2 separate regions of the Homo sapiens genome follow, and region 1 is linked to region 2. A link is an interaction called in ENCODE POLR2A ChIA-PET data of the cell type or tissue named here. Cell type or tissue: PC-9. All regions are shown on one strand. Links, peaks and the distances in the headings refer to the core of each region. The heading gives the core; the rest is flanking DNA.

Region 1 (10,272 bases), core at 4,003-8,002, 85 kb after region 2:
TGATTCTCTGATAATGCCAGATGAGAGTTTCACAATATTTGTCTATTCCCCTTGGATTTAATACTGAGTTTGATTCTTCCACTTCAGAATAACCTTGTATAATTATAAATTTTAATGTTTTATTTTTAATCCATGACAAGAAAATAAAACATATACACAAACATATATATGAACACTCACATAACTTTATATAATATGTAGCTTCATTTCTAATATACTAATTTAAAAATTCATCAATATACCCATCATGATTCTTTCTGAGTGTTATATCACACAATTCAATATAGGTTCTCTAAAGAATCCTCATAGGCTACTTGGTTCAAAGCCTCTGAAGCTGCCTGCACTGTGAAGGCAGCAACAGAAATCTTTCTCTTCACTTCTCCCCTAGCCTTGCAAGGGTCCACCTTGCTTTTAATTTCAAACAGAGCATTAGAAATTCCTGGAAATGACTCCCCTGAATACTTGCTGTGGCTGCTCGAAGCATAGATGACATGCCTGTTGATAAAACAGTAGGCTGTTTACTAGTTGCCCAAATGATATAGAGGAGAAACATAAGAGCACTCAGCAATTCTAACATTGAATATTTCTAATTTAACAATTAGAACAAGCCACTTGTCAACTGAACCTCCACATTCAATCATCTCTAAAGACTCCTCTGGCCAGGTGCGTTGGCTCAAGCCTGTAAGCCCAGCAGTTTGGGAGGTTGAGGCGGGTGGATCATGAGGTCAAGAGTTCAGGACTAGCCTGGACAGCATGGTGAAACCCAGCCTCTACTAAAAATACAAAAAATTAGCCGGGCACGGTGGCATGTTCCTGGAATCCCAGCTACTCAGGAGGCTAAAGCAGGAGAATTGCTTGAACCTGGCAGGCGGAGGTTGCAGTGAGCCAAGATCATGCCACTGCACTTCAGCCTGGGCTCCAGAGCAAGAAGACTCTGTCTCAAAAACAAAACAAAAGAAAACAAAACAAACAAACAAAAACAACCAAACATCAAACAAACAAAAAAACTTAAAGTGGTAAGTGGTTCAGTGCTACAATAGTAACAACGGTATAGTAACCACAGCAATCATGCTCAGTATTAAAGTATTTACTTACAATTTTTCTAATTCTTTAAAATAAACTACGCACAGTTGATATTAGTATTTCACAGAGGAGGAAACTGAGGTCTGAGAAATCAAGTGACTAAATGATTTGTCTCAAGGCACATTACAAGTAAGTGTTGATTTTTTAATACATTACAATAAATTATAGCACAACTGTGATCATCAAAGTCTTGTTTGTGATTAGCCAACCTTCTATTGTAATTTTTTGTCCTTTTTAAAAAAGTCACACTACCATGTTAGAATATGTAACATAAAACATGAAGAATCATCAAAAACAATTTTGTAATGTTTCACATGACCACGGCAGAAGAATGTTTTATAGAACAGGCTGAGACAAATCTGTCTAGGACCTAGGAAAGAAGGACAAACACGGAAGTAAAGAGATAAATAAGGCCAGGAGTGGTGGCTCATGCCTGTAATCCCATAAATTTGGGAAGCTGAGGTAGGAGGATTGCTTGAGGCCTGGAGTTGTAGACCATCCTGGGCAACATAGGGACACTCTGTCTCTACAAATCAAAGTACAAATATTAGTTGGGCATTGTGGCATGTGACTGTAGTCCCAGTGATTTTGGAGGCTGAGGTGGAAAGATTGATCAAGCCCAGGAGTTTGAGGCTGCAGTGAGCTAAGATTGCACCACTGAACTCCAGCGTGGGAGACAGTGTGAGAAGCTGTCTCTTAAGAACAACAACATAAGCGAGGGCGATGGGTAAGTTAAAAATATGCTGCCATTGGTCAACCAATCAAACTGTTTAAAACATGCTCTTACTCCCAAACCTGACGCTTTGATAATCCCTGGACAGAAAGATAGAGCCATTTCTGGCTGTCCAATGACCTAACTCCGTCTGCAGTACATATAAGATCAACCTGGGGATAGTCCATGTTTGGCAGAAAAAAATTGCAATAGTCAAGATTTAGGAGAGAAAAAAACCTCTACATATAAAACATGAGAAAAAGAATAAATAAATATATGTTTATTATATAAATTATATATAGAGAGATTTACTTGGTTTTGTGTATACATAAACAAAAATATATTTAAAATAGGAAAGGGACTAGAATTATACACCTAAGACTATAACCATGATTTTATATTTTTCTGATGGAATTAGGGAGATATTTATTTTCAGTTGTTGCTTTCTTGATCTTAACATTTTCTAAAATAAACACATATTCTTTTAAAATAAGAAACAAAAAGATACTGAAAATAAAGCTATGCAAAAACTATATTATACTGTATGAGAAAATATTATATTTATCATTTACTACATATATTTTGAAATTTTCTATTGGCTTGCAAGAAATCAACTATGATATTTTTCCACCGTACAAAAGGAAGAAAAAGTGATATTATAAGTGGGAGTCATTTTTTATTTTCCTATCTATAAAAACGTCTATCTGGTAACCCTAAGTACCAATAAGTGCTCATTACAGAAACATCAGTTGATCATTCATAATTCTTAATAATATTGGAATGATAAATGAACATAGTTATAACTTCATGAAAATGTTATTTCTACACACAAAATAAAAATTTCAGAACAAAACTGAACTTAATCAGTCTTCTCTGGGAATTGGTTCCAGGACCCTGATAGATATCAGAATTGGTGCATACTTAAGTCCTGCAGAAAAGACACGTATATATGAAAAGTAGGCCCTCCTCTTCTGTGGAATTAACAAGCTGAAAGTGAGCAAACCACTAAACAAATCAAATTGACCTATCAGAATAATAATCTAGATTTTAGTATAAATTATTTAATATTTCATCTTTTCAAGTGATTTTTCCAAATAATGTAAGTACAGCATTCTCAGAGTCTGATAAGACTTTCTGGATTACCTTGCTCTGCCTCAGTGAGGAAAGGTAGCTGTGTATGTGGAATCTGAAGCCACATCTGACCTCCCTTGGGTTAACTGCCCATAATATAACTCCCACCACATGCTTAATGCCCTTTGATGTCCTGGTCTTCATCTTGTTAAGACAGTGAAGTAGGCAATAATATAAAACAGAAAATATTTCTGAAAAACATGGCTAAGAGTCCAAATGGAATGTAACAGTTTTGTTTTATTTTGTTTTGTTTTTTAGAAAAACATTCATAATTCTCTTACTTTACATTATTCATTGGTTCTTTATTAGCTACATCTGAGGTTCTCAGATTCAAGCTCATGTAATGAGTATCATTCTTTGGTAAGTTCTAACGTATCAAAGGTAAAGGAAAAATAATTGTTGAGATTTGTTCCATAGAAATAAATTTACTCACTTAAAAGCCTTTTTTCTGGGTTTATGTCCTTCCTACTTTGTAATATTTTTAACAAAATCATTTTCTGTATGCAATACTAATATTTGAAAATATAAGTTTGAAAACAAAAAAAAAATTTTGGCAAAATAAAGCTTACCATCATTAAAAATAAAAAGTTGGCCCCCCATATGTGTGGATTTCTGTCCTTCAATACAGTATTTTATTTTATTTTCTTAAGAGATAGAGTCTTGCTCTTTCACCAGGCTGGAGTGCAGTGGCGTGATCATACCTCACTAAAGCCTCAGACTCCTGGGCTCAAGCAATCCTCCTTTCTCACCTTCCTAAGTACCTGGGATTACAGTGAATACTGTATTTTCTATCCAACTTTGCTTGCTGATGTGAAATCTACAGATAGAAAGGGCTGACTATATGTATTTTTTTAAAAACTGTGGACCGGGCGCGGTGGCTCACTCCTGTAATCCCAGCATTTTGGGAGGCCGAGGCGGGCGGATCACCTGAGGTTGAGAGTTTGACCAGCCTGACCAACATGGAGAAACCCCATCGCTATTAAAAATACAAAAAAATTAGCCGGGCGTGGTGGTGCATGCCTGTAATCCCAGCTACTCGGGAGGCTGAGGCAGGAGAATCGCTTGAACCCGAGAGGCTGAGGTTGCAGTGAGCCGAGATTGCGCCATTGCACTCCAGCCTGGGCAACAAGAGTGAAACTCCATCTCAAAAACTAAAAAAAAAAAAAAATTGTTCTTAAGTAGACCCGTGCAATTCAAATCAGTGTTCTTCAAGCATGAAATGCATATTTTAAATTTCTATAATATGCAAATTAAAAACAATAACATACATAGCTACCATATTTTTAAATCTTATAAAATACTATTCTGCTGAGGCTTATGAAAGCACAGAAACAGCTGCATGTGCCAATGGGAAAAATGGTAGTGATTTTTATTTACATTGGAATAATAATTAACTGATAAACCCAGATATACAAATATAGGCAAGACTTTCTTCAACTTAGGTATCCTAGTAATCTACTCACAGAAGTAACATCAACATTAAAATAAGATAATCTACTAATGTTCAGTAAGATGCCTGGCAAATTATAAATATTTGCCAAGTGATAACTAACAATATTCTTACTTTTAAAGCTAAACCTATTAGGAAACCAAAACATGGTGTTTATTTCAGTCTTTCTACAATATCTGGATGCCCACTACGCATCAAACACTCCCTGCTTTCACAGAACTTACATTCCAAATGGAGTGATGGGATTGCTATTGCAGTAAGAATGATTCCGTCTAATTGAGAGTGTATCAACAAACTCTGAGCAGACGAACAATGAGTCACCGAATTCAATATACCAATTCTGTCACAATGTAATTAATGAGAAACAATTGTTACATTAAGAAAGTATTAATTATTACATTCATTACTTTATTTCTTACTTTTTTAAAATTTAGTTTTACTAGCAGTTAGCATTTAGAACTGGCTGATCGCTTCCTATGTGCCAATTACTCTTTCGAATGTTTATACAATACGTGATTTTTAATCTTCAGAGCAATTCTGCAAGTTGGGCAGCGTAGTAGCCCCATTTCACAGATAAGATAACAAAGGGTCAGGAGTTAAATAACTTGCCTATATTCACACTGAAATGGGAGGTCCATATTGTTCTTTCAACTGCACCCTGTTGACAAAATGAAAACAGGAATAACCTATAATAGGAAAACCTCTATAATCCGGATTTCAGCTGTATTCAATATTTATGAATTTAACATCAAGAACTCAGATTTTGTAATAGTGTATGATAAATGAAACCCAGAATGTCTGTTATCCCATAAACAGTTAAGACAATCAAATGAAACATAATTTCAATAAAATGCTATGGGTTTCTGAATCAAATTCACAAGGCATTCTTACAAATACAAAAATTGATGTGGCTACACATAGGTAAATGCACACACACACACACACACAAACACACACTTCTCTTTCTCTGTATCCTGTGTTAACACCCTGTATTCTTTGATACAGGGGAAAGAAGTCACACAAGAAAAGCAGGATGAAGACATGTCTCTTCCTTAGATTTCAAAGTTTTGGTTGAGAAATTCAACATTCAGCTTAATTGACTTAGTGAGAAATTACTATTATTATGTGCAACGCACTGCTCACATGTTTCAGGAATTGTAAACATCATATAGAGACACAGACTAAATCTTTACTATCATTTGGAGAAAATGAACCAAATATAGAAATACTCAAGGAAGAAAAAGCTGTGTGTCCTTAACAAACCATAATTCAAACGATGAGGCATTTTGTCAGGGAAAGAAAACATCATTTTTCTTTTAAAGATAGAAAATCAGCTTCATGGAATACGCCATGTTTGAAATCTGCTTAAATTTTCATATTCACTGTTGACTTTTTACCCACATAAAAAAATTGGAAAGAATTGTAAACAATAAGGAAACAATTCTCCCAATATTTCCCTGAAGATAACACAATTATTATGCTAATTAATTAACTCCCTTTAAGTTTTCCTATATTTGTTAAATAAAATTAATCAAGTTATATTTGCAATTTTACATCCTTTCTGCTTGCTTCTTATTTTGTTATAAATATCTTCTTATATTGTATTTCTAATAATCAATTTTTTTTTTTGAGATGGAATCTCGCTATGTTGCTCAGGCTAGAGTGCAGTGGCAGGATCTTAGCTCCTGTCAACCTCTGCCTCCAGGTCTCAAGCCATTCTCCTACCTCAGACTCCCGAGTAGCTGGGATTACAGGTGTCTGCCACTGCGCCTGGCTAGTTTTTTATTTTTGTTTATTTATTTATTTATTTTTTGTATTTTTAGTAGAGACGGGGTTTCGCCATGTTTGCCAGGCCAGTTTCAAACTCCTGACCACAGGTGATCTGCCCACCTCGCCCTCCCAAAGTGCTGGGATTATAGGCGTGAGTCACTGCGCAAGGCGTCTAATGATCAATTCTAATTATTATAAAATGTTCAAATTGGTGAATATCAACTTATTTAGTAATTTCTCTTAGGAATAGGTTATTTTGAAATACTTGCCATTATCATTTTAGAACTCAAGTTTTTTTCAAAGCAGTCTTTCTTTTCCAAAATTGAGACTTTTTCTTAAGAAATAATTCAAGAAATGAAAATACTTTGATAAAGTATAGAACTTTGTGACAGCTGTTTGACACTTTAGCAATACATAACTATCACTTTCAAAAAAGGTTAATATAATTCACAATATTATCAGAAAAGCATGGGGAGCATATGCTTCAGTGTACCAACTAGAGCAATGGGCACTACCAAGGTATAAATTGTTATGCTACTGTGAGCAGCAGAACAATAGTGAAAGGGTTCCATCTAATCATTTCAACATGGAAGCAAACTTTTTATTAGGATTTCTTCCTAATATCAACATATTCAGCTAAAATATTTTTCATTTCCTGGGGAATGATATAAAATATTAATAGCTATGAGAAAACATACTATCACTATGGAATGCAATAATTATTGCATGAGATAAACACAGGGTTTCACAGAAAGATAAAGCCTTTGAGTGTTCACAAAGAAATTCTCAGATTATTTGAATGATATAAAAAAATTTAATAAACTTAGAGTTGACCCTTGAACAAAATGGTGATTGGGGTGCCGAGATCCCACGAAGTCAGAAATCAACATGTAATGTTTGACTTCCTCAAAACTTAGCTATCAATAGCCTACTGTTGACTAGAAGCCTTACTGATAATGTTAGCCGTTGATTAATGCATATTTTATATGTTATACTGTATTTTTACAATAAAGATAGCTAAAGGAAAGAAAATGTTATCAAGAAAATCAAAAGAAAATAAATTTACTATTCATTAATGTAATAGTAAATATAATTAGTGGAACTGGATCATTATAAGGTTTTCACCTTCATCATCTTCATGATGAGTAAGCTGAGAAGGAGGAGAAAGAGGAGGGGTTGTTGTCTCAGGGGTGGCAGAAGCAGAAGAAACTCCAATTATAAGTGACTCACATAGTTCTAACCAGGGTTATTCAAGGATCAACAGTATATGTAAGTCAAAAGTTTTAAAATTATATTATCTTTCATTTTCTAAATAAAATTAAACTACACTACAAAAAAAATTAATGAGAAATTCCTGAGAATTTCAGGCAGATAAACTGGGGAGGGGGTGTTGGAAACTATATACAAGATCCATCATACTACTGGAATTCTATATAGTTCACATATGTGATTTACACATATATCATGAGAGAGGCAGTGCTTAGAGATGTAGCAGAAAAAGTAGCATAGCGTAGTTGAAGATGGGGCCTAAATTCATGGCTGAACAATCTGTATTGATTATTTATTGATTCAAACATAAAATGAATACTGCTAAGAGAAGTGACGAAATGAAAGTACATATATATTCTGAAAGGAGTACAGATTTCCTGACGGAAAAGTAAAAACAAACAATATATATTTTTTTTGAGACGGAGTCTCACTCTGTCACCGAGGCTGGAGTGCGGTGGCGCGATATGGGCTCACTGCAAGCTCCGCCTCCTGGGTTCACGCCATTCTCCTGCCTCAGCCTCCCGAGTAGCTGGGAGTACAGGCGCCCACCACCGCGCCCGGCTAATTTTTTTGTATTTTTTTTTAGTAGAGACGGGGTTTCACCACCTTAGCCAGAATGGTCTCGATCTCCTGACCTCGTGATCCGCCTGCCTGGGCCTCCCAAAGTGCTGGGATTACAGGTGTGAGCCACCGCTCCCAGCCAAAAACGAACGATATTAAACACACTTCTAAGCACTAAGAAAGAAATCAAATGGCTGTTTGTGAAAGACAGAGAGAGATATCATCAGCTTAATTATTCATATTATAAGTCATCCTGTTTCTTTAAAGGTGATATCTTTAAGGATATTACTTACAATACTTTTTTCTGCAAATTATCAAGTGCCTACTGTGTCTTAATAAGCATTCTAAGCCAATGCAGAAATGAACAAAAGAGATAGATTTTCTGGCACCTAAAGAGCTAATGAGGTTTTGCAGAAATCTGCCTTAAGTTATCACTTATAATTTGGACATATGGACTTTTATCCAGTTATCTAGAGTAGTGCTTGAGTAAGTGAAACTCTTCCCATTCTTGCCAAAGTTATATCACTAGTATTTAAGAACAAGAAATATTTTAATAATAATGACCTTGATAGCTAAAGGACAGTCAGGGCATATAATATCTCACTTTTACATTGGAAATTGGATTAAAACAGGCTGGTCTTATATTTGACTCTCAATTTTTGAGTTTCCAAATTTTCAATGTCTGTTTTTAGGGTTTTGTTTTTCCTGTAGAGAATATTAATCTTCCTTGTCCTTTATTAAATGTTATAATCAAAATTATCCTGTTCTTGTAACTTCAAATTCCTTGGTAAAGTAGATACTTGGTAGAACAATTTTTCCCTCAAGAATTTTAACTTTTATTATTTACATGTGTCCATACTTTTTTTAAAAAAATTTGCAGTTGATATTACTCTGCATCCTGAAAGAGCCAATAGTCATATCTTCCTGTATGGAGACTTAAGAAGCATGAATGTTGGATGTGACCCTCAAGATGGTCCCCGCATCATGGCAACATCTGAATGTTTTCCTGAGTAGAGCGCTCAGACTTTCACATCTGGCAAATATTATTGGGAGGTTCATGTGGGGGACTCTTGGAATTGGGCTTTTGGTGTCTGTAACAATTATTGGAAAGAGAAGAGACAGAATGACAAGATAGATGGAGAGGAGGGACTCTTTCTTCTTGGATGTGTTAAGGAGGACGTTCACTGCAGGCTCTTTACCACACCCCACATGTGGTGCTATATGTTCCAAGGCCTAGCAGCCGAGGAGGATTATTCCTGGATTGTGAAGGTAGAACCATGAGCATTGTTGATGCTGATCAAATTTCCCTTATATACACCATCCATAATTGCTCCTTCTCACCTCTTCTCAGGCCTATCTTTCGCTGTAGTCACCTCTGACCAGAGACAAATTGGTAATGTGTCCACATGCTGTGTAAACCCCTTTATCCCAGGAAGTCCTCTTTTTTGTGCCTCATCAAAGAGGACAAATAAGTTATATTTAATGTGTTTAGTTGCCTTCTAATGTCATCACAACTCATTAATACGGTTTCTATTAAATATGGTGAAAAAACTAAAACCATGTGTATTGGTTCTTTGTTTAATCATTTTTGGAAAATCATTACCCATGATGGATGGCATAGAATATATCCTCTGGTTTTTCATTATTTCTGAATGTCACAAAGTGAAATCAGAGATGACAGAGGTGTCTAAATGAAGTTAAAATCAATGGAAGAAAATAGAGATCTTGTGCTTCATGAAAAAACTTGGAGTAAAAAGAGTCAGTGGTAACTTGGAAATATTTTCTTTCTCTTCATCTAACAATACTATACTTATCCATGTGTTTTATTTCTGAATCCATACCTTGAGGTAATCTTATTTGACCTCCTATGCTGTGCTTATCTTTGTAAATCTCATCTTATACACAAATGCTCATGCATTATTAAGAGTGCTGTTCTAAAGTGAAATTTACAAGGTGATCAGGACAATGCTGGATCAATTAAATATTCAAATGGAAATGACTGAATACTGACCCCTATCTCAAACCATACAGAGTTCATTTCCACATGGATTCATGTTGTGAAGGTGAAGGGAACATAATAAAATATTCTCATAGAGAAAGATTTCTTAACCTGGACAAAAAAGTAACAATTAAGAAGGAAAATTTAGTTAGTTTATATCAAAAATAATGACTTCTGTGTTTCAAAATATACCATCCAAGAATTAAAATGGAAACCAAGAGTGGAGAAAAATATTTATCCCAACTTATATGAAACAAAATGCAATACATGTGATTAATGAATGTCATAAATAAAAGA
Region 2 (10,272 bases), core at 2,330-6,329:
TGGATAGCCAGAAACTCTTCTGATATTGAGCTCTTTACAGTGCCTTGAACACTGCATCAAGTAGTCAAATTATTACAATGATTATTAACTTCATCACTCCCTCAGTGAAATGTAAGCTCCAGGAAGGAAAGCACACTCAGATTATATTTATTATTTTATCATTGATACCTAGGCACTACACGACATCCAGTACAGAGCAGATTAATCATCATGCTCTTCATCTTCCCCTAATCTCTTTACCTGTGCCATCCTCCAGCTTTCAAAGTGCTCTCAGAGCCATCACTTACCCAGTGTTCCTTAGCTGCCCCTCACAGTGTGTGTGAACCCCATGCTCCTGAGAGTTCCAGCACAGCAAATGAATCAGGCTCTTTTTCCACCTCTCCAAATATCTTCTTTGTCTCCCTGTGGATCCCACGCATTTGTTCATTAGGGCTCAGGAATTGCCAGAGACTGGCTTTTCTGGCAACGGACACTAGATTCTTCAGAAGAATATTGGTTTTGAAGTCCTCCTGCTGTGACAGTTCCCAGCATGTGGGCAGCAGGTAGGAATTTTGGTTTCTTCCTAGGAAAGGCAGAGACAGGGCCTACAGAAGCTGGGGCTGCAGCCTGTGGCAATGGGGTCTACACATTAGTTCAGACAGAAGAGGCAGATGGATTCTTTCTTTCTGGAAGGCTTGTGTGATGTCTGAGACCAATTTCCTGAAGGAAGGAAATTAGGAAAGGTATGATTCAAACTTCTTCATCTTATGCCCTGAGAAACAAAGACCAAAGCAAAATTTGACTCAGGTTGTGACTCAATGATACACTTCTGTCTAGAGTAGAATAGGCTTTATTTTGCATAAGACAAAAATAGAACCTGAGGCACAAAGAGAGCTCTCAGATCTGTAGGTAAAATTGTCAGATGCATGCATAACTCACAGGGCACTACATCCTACCCTTTTCTTTTGTATAGAAAAATGAACCTCAGAGAGGCCAGAAATGGTGGCTCACACCTATAATCCCAGCACTTTGGGATGCCAAGGCTGGTAGATCAGGTTGGAGACCAGCCCGGCCAATATGGGGAAACCCCATCTCTACTAAAAATACAAAAACCAGCCATGAGTAGTGGCACACGCCTGTAATCCCAGTCACTCAGGGGACTGGGCAGAAGAATCGCTTGAACCCTGAGGTTGCAGTCAACTGAGATTGAGCCACTGCTCTTCAGCCTGGGCAATAAAACAATACCTGTCACAAAAAGAAAGAAAAAGAAGGAAGGAAGGAAGGAGAAAAGAAAAGAAAGAAAAGGAGAAAAGAAACCTCCATTTTGTTGAGTTTTGACTTTACTCCAAAAAGCTTGAGGTTTAAGAGTATGAAATTGGGACCAATTTACACCATAGATGATGGGTCCTGAATATTCTGAAAACCATTCTTAATGCTCATTGTGATTGGTTTAGGAAAGATCGATTTAGTACAAAAGAAAAAAGTGATTGGTTTAGGAAACTGTATTTCACTGAGATTTTACTCTCATTATTTCATTTTGATGTCATAATTTTCTCCTTTAAAGTATTTCGAAAATCCTCAATCACAAGCCACCACTGCAAAATAATTTCTAAATAAATAAGCAATATTTATTTACTGAACATTTGGTGAAATTTCATCAGATCAGATTTCACCCAAAATTTGATCAGATTTCACCCAAAAATGCTAAAGAGGCATTTAGTATATTCTAAAACACAATATTACCCTCAAATTATTCAACATATTACCTAAATTGTATATTATAGAATATTTTGTCTTGTGCATATATTTATGTGCCACCTTCAGAATTGAAGGTAATACATTTATACACAACATATGGAATAAAATATTCTCCATAAAATTTAGGATATACAAGTATAAAATTGCAAGATATCTGAAAACTATTTTCTGAGTTCTTAGAATACATAGGAACAACTAATGAATACATAAATGATACAAGTAAAATTAATCTTCACTGTAGTTCACAAGTATGTAGGAAGACAGGATAACAAAATAAGAGTAAAAACATTTTTACTAATTAAGCAAATGACATCATTTCATAGAAACAAGCTCAGTTTGTTGAAAAATTCAACGTAGGGCAGTCTGTTTTGGATTGGAAAACTAGCAGGAACTCCTCCTCTGTTAGCTGTGTTCTCACCCTAGAAATATACTTATGGTCTCACTGATACTTGCTGTAGAAGTAATAATATAAAGTCTGATCAGGGATCAGGGCCTCACCATATAGCGGTAGTAGCTTTCAGACATCTTCACAGCCAGTTCCAAAGCCACTCTGTGTGTCCCAGAGAAGAATGAGCTTGGCTCCTTGTACCTCTTTATATTGAATCTCTGAAAAATCACACTCATTTTGAAAAGGTTGTACATTTCTTGGAGTTTGGGATAGCCGTTAGGGTTCTTGATTAGATTTCACCAGAAGAGAGGAAATGATTGATTCGACACCTTGGCTAATCTCCATAAACACACTTTAAACTTCCTCTCATCAAGAACCACTGAGTTTACAACAAATGAACCCTCAAATACCAAATTTGTGGATAATTTTTGGAGTACTTGAATATTTTACTCATCAAAGGATGGGAAAGAGGATACCATCAATTTATGATTTTAATAAATGTCTTCAGAAGTCTGGAATATTTTTTCTCCTTTTTCTTTTTTTTTTCTTATGTTTTTGGAAATGTTTTGCCTGAAATTGGCTTTAATTCTAATAGTCACTGAACTAGACTGGAAATGCACTTTGCTGTTGCTTTTAAGACTTGATCTCTGGTTTTAATGTATTAATGTATTACTGTCAATTCATATATTATATATATATTTTCTGGCTCTGTAGCCCAGGCTGGAGTGTGGTGGTGGAATCACAGCTCACTGCAGCCTTAAACTGCTGGGCTCAAGTGATCGTTTTGCCTCATTATCTCAAAGAGCTGAAATTACCGATGTGAGCCACTGCACCCGGCCTATTAATTTATGTTTTTAATAAAAGCATAAGAATTATCCTTATTATAAATTAAGAAATAGAATATCTTTAAGAAAATATTTTTAAGGAAATATAATATCTTTAAGGAACAATGAAATCTCCAGTAGCTATAGACTCCTATGAAAACCACCGTTACCAATAGCAATTTTGTGTATGTCTATATAACACATACATATGTAAATATATATAACATATACATGAATTTTTTCACATTCGGCAGTCATTGAAGAATAAAAATTATAATTTATATTAATAAAAAGTGAAATAAGTAAAATTTGCTGTTTAGTGAAAACTTTGCTTAGCAACTTAAATGAAGCTGCAGAAAATGTGAACTGGATAATAGATGTAAAGAGATGTCATGAGGGCTTCACAGATGGACAAATAGAGGTAAACTAGGAGAGTAGTAGTGACATATGGAGGATGAGAGTATCACGTATGTCCTTTATAAACAGCATAATGTGTGATTGACTGTAGCACAAAGGGGAGCTAAGTAGAGAAGATGAGGAGAGTACATATTCAAGGATATAATGTTTGATAATTTTTTCAGAGTAAACAAATACATTATTGAATTCAGGAAGCCAAACAATCCCCATTTTGGATGTGTAAAACATAAATTTACTTTGTTTTGAATGTGCAAAACAATATATTTTGACTGATTTTTAGTATTTCTCTGTCTTTGGTGGCTGATTCATTATGATATTTTAAGTTTGAAACCACCACCAAAGATAAAGAATCTCTTAAAAGCAGCCAAAATAAACTGTTTCATTGTGAGGGAACACTTAATAGAATGACAACAGACTGCTCCACAATCATAAATCATAAATGTAAGTATAAGACGGTGGACTAATATTTGTAAAGTGTCAAAAATGTAACTGCCAATATGGAGATGAATGTGAATTGGAAATATCTTTTATATAAGAGGATAAAATGACTCTTGTCATATAAGTATAATAAAAAAGGGACTTTATATCCTACTAAGGGCTTCTAGAACAGTACGCATAAGATCTACTTGAAAGATAATTCCAACACCTCTGCCACATTGAATCTGGCTTTATTTATTGCTTAGTCTCTTAACAGTGTTTCCTTTATGTATCTTTTCTGTTTCTATACATGTCTGGTAAGTTTTACCCAAAAAGTGAACTATGTAGAGTAGACTAATGTAGAAATCAAAACCCACATGTGTTCCCTTTTACTAGGCTGTATGTGTGTGTTTTGGGGGAGGAGGTTGAATCAATCTAGTCAGGAGTTGATTTGGTTTTGGGACTTTTCCCTCTTAGAGTTATTTCCAGGGCACCATAAGTTTCACGCTCATCTAGCATTACTTTGTGTTTCAGGTTGGACTGGTTCAGCAGCATTTCTTAATATCTGCTGTATCCTCACATTTAAGTTTCCTTCCAAATTCTGTTCAGTCCCCCAGAAGACACTGCTTTGACCTGTTACTCAACAATTGTGAGCCTAGTTGGGGGTGGAGATGAGGATGGAGAAGCATTTTCTGTCACTCTGATGAAGCTCAGTCATAGGTTGACACTGTTTCTGGGTCTGCATGGTTGGAATCCTTTTTTTTTTTTTTTTTTTTTTTGACGGAGTCTCGCTCTGTTGCCCAGGCTGGAGTGCAGTGGCATGATCTCTGCTTACTGCAAGCTCCATCTCCCGGATTCACGCCATTCTCCTGTCTCAGCCTCCCAAGTTAGCTGGAACTACAGGCACCAGCCACCATGACCAGTTAATTTTTTTTTTTTTAATATTTTTAGTAGAGACTAAAGCCAAGATGGTCTCGATCTCCAGACCTGGTGATTCGCCCGCCTCAGCCTCCCAAAGTGCTGGGATTATAGGCGTCAGCCACCACGCCTGGCTGGAACCTTCTTAGTGATCCTGTCCCACCTTCAGATGTAGGTCTAAATCCTCCACATATTTTTTTTTCCTCTTTTTTCTTTTCCCGTTTCCAAAGTTCAATTAGTTTTACCAATGTCCCAAGGGCAATGACATTCCTTATCTTTTCCTTTGTAGTTTAAGATTGTGTTACACAGGAGAGATGAGGAGGTAATTACAGGTCTTTAAATGTAATATTCTGTGAATCTCTTCACAGACTGTAAAAAAATGTATGTGGCACATATACACCATGGAATAATATGCAGCCATGAAAAAGGATGAGTTCATATTTTTTTTGCAGGTACGTGGATAAAGCTGGAAGCCCTCATTCTCAGCAAACTAACACAAGAGCAGAAAATCAAACACTGCATGTTCTCACTCACAAGTGGGAGTTGAAAAATGAGAACACATGGATACAGGGAGGGGAATATCACACACCGGGGCCTGTCGGGGGGTGGGGAGCCAGGGGAGGGACAACATTAGGATAAATACCTAATGTAAATGACGGGTTGACAGGTGCAGCAAACCTCCATGGCACATGTATACCTATGTAAAAACCCTGCACATTCTGCTCATGTACCCCAGAACTTAAAGTATAATAACAAAAAAGCATGGTTTATGTCTTAATGTTGATTGATATTAACTTATCATAAAAGAAATTATATATTTACACATTTGAAAAATTAGGCATAAAATTGAATTTATCTATTTCAAACTTTTCTTACATGTTACAATATTAAACAATACATATATCATTCTCTTCTTCATGAAAAAACTCATAGTTTCTCTCCTTCATTGCAATGCTGCCTGGATCTTATCCTGGTTATTTTTACGTTTCCTAACCATTACCTTCCTAAAATATTATTCAACATTCTAACTTCTAATACTAATTAATGGAGTTTGCAATTTATATAAATAAAACACTGTAATATAACATTTGTGTGTTTCAATTCTTTTTCTTAAACTTCTTTCTTAAACTTGGGATTCATTAATTTGTTGCATTTTGGTGTTATTCTCTTTGTTTTATAGAATTATTTTGTATGATGAGATCACAATTTATTTAGCAATTCTACTGTCGATGAATATTTATTTTGTCTCCAATTTGGAGCTACTATGAAAATTGATGCAAAGATCAACATTATGTTTATCTCAAAATATACATAGGCAGTCAGTGGAATATATTTTAGAATTAGAGTATCTAGCCAATAAGGAATGCTCATAGTCAGTTTGCCAAAAAGTATTTCAGTTTATACCCCTCCAGTCATGAATAACTTTCATTGATTCTTTCTTTTTTTATATACTTTTAGTTTTAGGGTACATGACAACGTGCAGTTTTGTTACATATGTATACATGTGCCATGTTGGTGTGCTGCACCCATTAACTAGTCATTTAACATTAGGTATATCTCCTAATGCCATCCCTCCCCACTTCCCCACCCCACAACAGGCCCCGGTGTGTGATGTTCCCCTTCCTGTGTCCTTGTGTTCTCATTTTTCAATTTCCACCTATGAGTGAGAACATGTGGTGTTTGGTTTTTTTTCCCTTGTGATAGTTTGCTGAGAATGATGGTTTCCAGCTTCATCCATGTCCCTACAAAGGACATGAACTCATCCTTTTTTATGGCTGCATAGTATTCCATGGTGTATATGTGCCACATTCTGTTAATCCAGTCTATCATTGTTGGACATTTGGGTTGGTTCCAAGTCTTCGCTAGTGCGAATAGTGCCGCAATAAACATATGTGTGCATGTGTCTTTATAGCAGCATGATTTATAATCCTTTGGGTATATACCCAGTAATGGGATGGCTAAGTCAAATGATATTTCTAGTTCTAGATCCCTGAGGAATCGCCACACTGACTTCCACGATGGTTGAACTAGTTTACAGTCTCACCAACAGTGTAAAAGTGTTCCTATTTCTCCACATCCTCTCCAGCACCTGTTGTTTCCTGACTTTTTAATGATCGCCATTCTAACTGGCGTGAGATGGTATCTCATTGTGGTTTTGATTTGCGTTTCTCTGATGGCCAGTGATGATGAGCATTTTTTCATGTGTCTTTTGGCTGCATAAATGTCTTCTTTTGAGAAGCGTCTGTTCATATCCTTTGCCCACATGTTGATGGGGTTATTATGTGTATTTAAATTTTGCTAATTTTTATGAAGGCCTGTAGTTCAACTTGTGGATTAATTTTTATAATTCTGAGGACTAATAAAAGTAATCCCTTTTTCATATTTGGCCAGTTATTTATGCCTCCAATTTTATGAAGTGCCTGTTCAAATATTTTACCCAATTTTATATCGGGTTCATTTTCTTTTATTTATGACATTCATTAATCACATGTATTGCATTTTGTTTCATATAAGTTGAGATAAATATTTTTCTCCACTCTTGGTTTCCATTTTAATTCTTGGATGGTATATTTTGAAACACAGAAGTCATTATTTTTGATATAAACTAACTAAATTTTCCTTCTTAATTGTTACTTTTTTGTCCAGGTCAAGAAATCTTTCTCTATGAGAATATTTTATTATGTTCCCTTCACCTTCACAACATGAATCCATGTGGAAATGAACTCTGTATGGTTTGAGATAGGGGTCAGTATTCAGTCATTTCCATTTGAATATTTAATTGATCCAGCATTGTCCTGATCACCTTGTAAATTTCACTTTAGAACAGCACTCTTAATAATGCATGAGCATTTGTGTATAAGATGAGATTTACAAAGATAAGCACAGCATAGGAGGTCAAATAAGATTACCTCAAGGTATGGATTCAGAAATAAAACACATGAATAAGTATAATATTGTTAGATGAAGAGAAAGAAAATATTTCCAGGTTACCATTGAGTCTTTTTACTCCAAGTTTTTTGAAGAAGCACAAGATTCCTACTTTCTTCCGTTGATTTTATCTTCATTTAGACACCTCTGTCATCTCTGATTTCACTTTGTGACATTCAGAAATAATGAAAAACCAGAGAATATATTCTATGCCATCCATCATGGGTAATGATTTTCCAAAAATGATTAAACAAAGAACCAATACACATGGTTTTAGTTTTTTCACCATATTTAATAGAAACCGTATTAATGAGTTGTGATGACATTAGAAGGCAACTAAACACATTAAATATAACTTATTTGTCCTCTTTGATGAGGCACAAAAAGGAGGACTTCCTGCGATAAAGGGGTTTACACAGCATGTGGACACATTACCAATTTGTCTCTGGTCAGAGGTGACTACAGTGAAAGATAGGCCTGAGAAGAGGTGAGAAGGAGCAATTATGGATGGTGTATATAAGGGAACTTTGATCAACATCAACAATGCTCATGGTTCTACCTTCACAATCCAGGAATAATCCTCCTCGGCTGCTAGGCCTTGGAACATATAGCACCACATGTGGGGTGTGGTAAAGAGCCTGCAGTGAACGTCCTCCTTAACACATCCAAGAAGAAAGAGTCCCTCCTCTCCATCTATCTTGTCATTCTGTCTCTTCTCTTTCCAATAATTGTTACAGACACCAAAAGCCCAATTCCAAGAGTCCCCCACATGAACCTCCCAATAATATTTGCCAGATGTGAAAGTCTGAGCGCTCTACTCAGGAAAACATTCAGATGTTGCCATGATGCGGGGACCATCTTGAGGGTCACATCCAACATTCATGCTTCTTAAGTCTCCATACAGGAAGATATGACTATTGGCTCTTTCAGGATGCGGAGTAATATCAACTGCAAATTTTTTTAAAAAAAGTATGGACACGTGTAAATAATAAAAGTTAAAATTCTTGAGGGAAAAATTGTTCTACCAAGTATCTACTTTACCAAGGAATTTGAAGTTACAAGAACAGGATAATTTTGATTATAACATTTAATAAAGGACAAGGAAGATTAATACTCTCTACAGGAAAAACAAAACCCTAAAAACAGACATTGAAAATTTGGAAACTCAAAAATTGAGAGTCAAATATAAGACCAGCCTGTTTTAATCCAATTTCCAATGTGAAAGTGAGATATTATATGCCCTGACTGCCCTTTAGCTATCAAGGTCATTATTATTAAAATATTTCTTGTTCTTAAATACTAGTGATATAACTTTGGCAAGAATGGGAAGAGTTTCACTTACTCAAGCACTACTCTAGATAACTGGATAAAAGTCCATATGTCCAAATTATAAGTGATAACTTAAGGCAGATTTCTGCAAAATCTTTTACCGGTCACTCTGTGGACTTCCCTGCTAGCTCTAGACAGAAACTGAATTTTAGATTTTACACATAACTCTGCATGTTGTAACTAAACTGAAATTATCATTTCTATTTTTACATAGTATTAAGTCAAATTTTTACATTATATCAATAGTATATATTTATTGTAAGTAAATACAAATACTCCAACAAATTGTGGTGAACTCTATTTCCCAGATAACCGTTTTTAACAATTCAAATAAAATACTGTAAAGGAATGTACAATTTTTATGTAACATTGGATTATTAAACTTCCATCTCACCATTAGTACACTTACTCAATTTTTTATTTCTTATGTCATTCCTTTTACCCAATATATAACTCAATACATGTGAGCCCAGAACATAATTGTTTTTCACTATGTTTTACCCTTCAAGTTATAAACTGGAGTATAAATAGAAACACAGATATAAAAGGGTTGCATAGTCATATTGTTCACTTCCTTCTGAAATGAAAAACGGATTTGATGAAGGGTAAAATATTATGCTCATGATTCTAACAAGAAGTAATTCATTGTAGAAATTCTGCCAATGGGCTGACACTCACCTCTGAATCCATTGAGACTGTCCAGCAGTCCAGTGATGGGCCCTGCACTGAGCTCACAGGCTTGGGCACTTGCAGCAGCAGGGACTCACCCCTGCAAGGAGAAAGATGCAGTTACTACATCCACAGAAAAAGAAAGAACACACACACACATAAAAATCACTACATTTATTCAAAAGACATTTCATGAGAATCCCTTTAACCCACACATTCGCTAATTCCAAAATTATCATTTTGTTTTTCAAATTCATTATTATTCACAGTTCCTGATTTTCAGGCATGATGGAAAAGTCTATCTGAGTGAGAATTCAATCTGATCTTTCTTCTTATTGCTCCAAATTAGTAAGGATCATTAGTCTTAAGGCTAGGAGAATATTCAAAAGTGAAATTCTGGTTCCAGAACTCACCAGGCTTCCCTGAAATCACTGTCTGGGAAAGTGGGGTTATTTGAAGGCTGCTGTATTCGTTGCTTCCTTTTCAAGGCCAGGGTGTTGAAACTTGATCCAGGCAGGGGGATCTGCCTTTTATAGCTCAGGTTCTCTGGAGGCCTACACAGTTCTAACATTCTGACAGTTTGTTTCATCTGTTTTTCAGAATTATATATTTAAATATAAACAAGAAATCATCAACACTTTTCAC

What was found. Peaks named below come from ENCODE experiments on the same cell type or tissue, not always from the same donor. Only the 100,000 strongest peaks of a DNase experiment are listed, where the experiment ranks them.
Region 1: POLR2A ChIA-PET joins it to region 2 with 5 read pairs; 2 of 35 experiments call an interaction of 5 or more read pairs at or near these places.

What each region holds. Positions count from the first base shown.
Region 1 is chr2:95,495,100-95,505,371 of GRCh38, reverse strand. No RefSeq gene overlaps it. Among named protein-coding and RNA genes, the nearest start is that of TRIM43B, 15 kb to the right of the region's middle. In PC-9, for the core only: no CTCF peak of the experiment used is centred there; no DNase peak of the experiment used is centred there.
Region 2 is chr2:95,578,576-95,588,847 of GRCh38, reverse strand. It overlaps the pseudogene TRIM51JP. Among named protein-coding and RNA genes, the nearest start is that of TRIM43, 8.3 kb to the left of the region's middle. In PC-9, for the core only: no CTCF peak of the experiment used is centred there; a DNase peak (open chromatin) is centred at 4,327.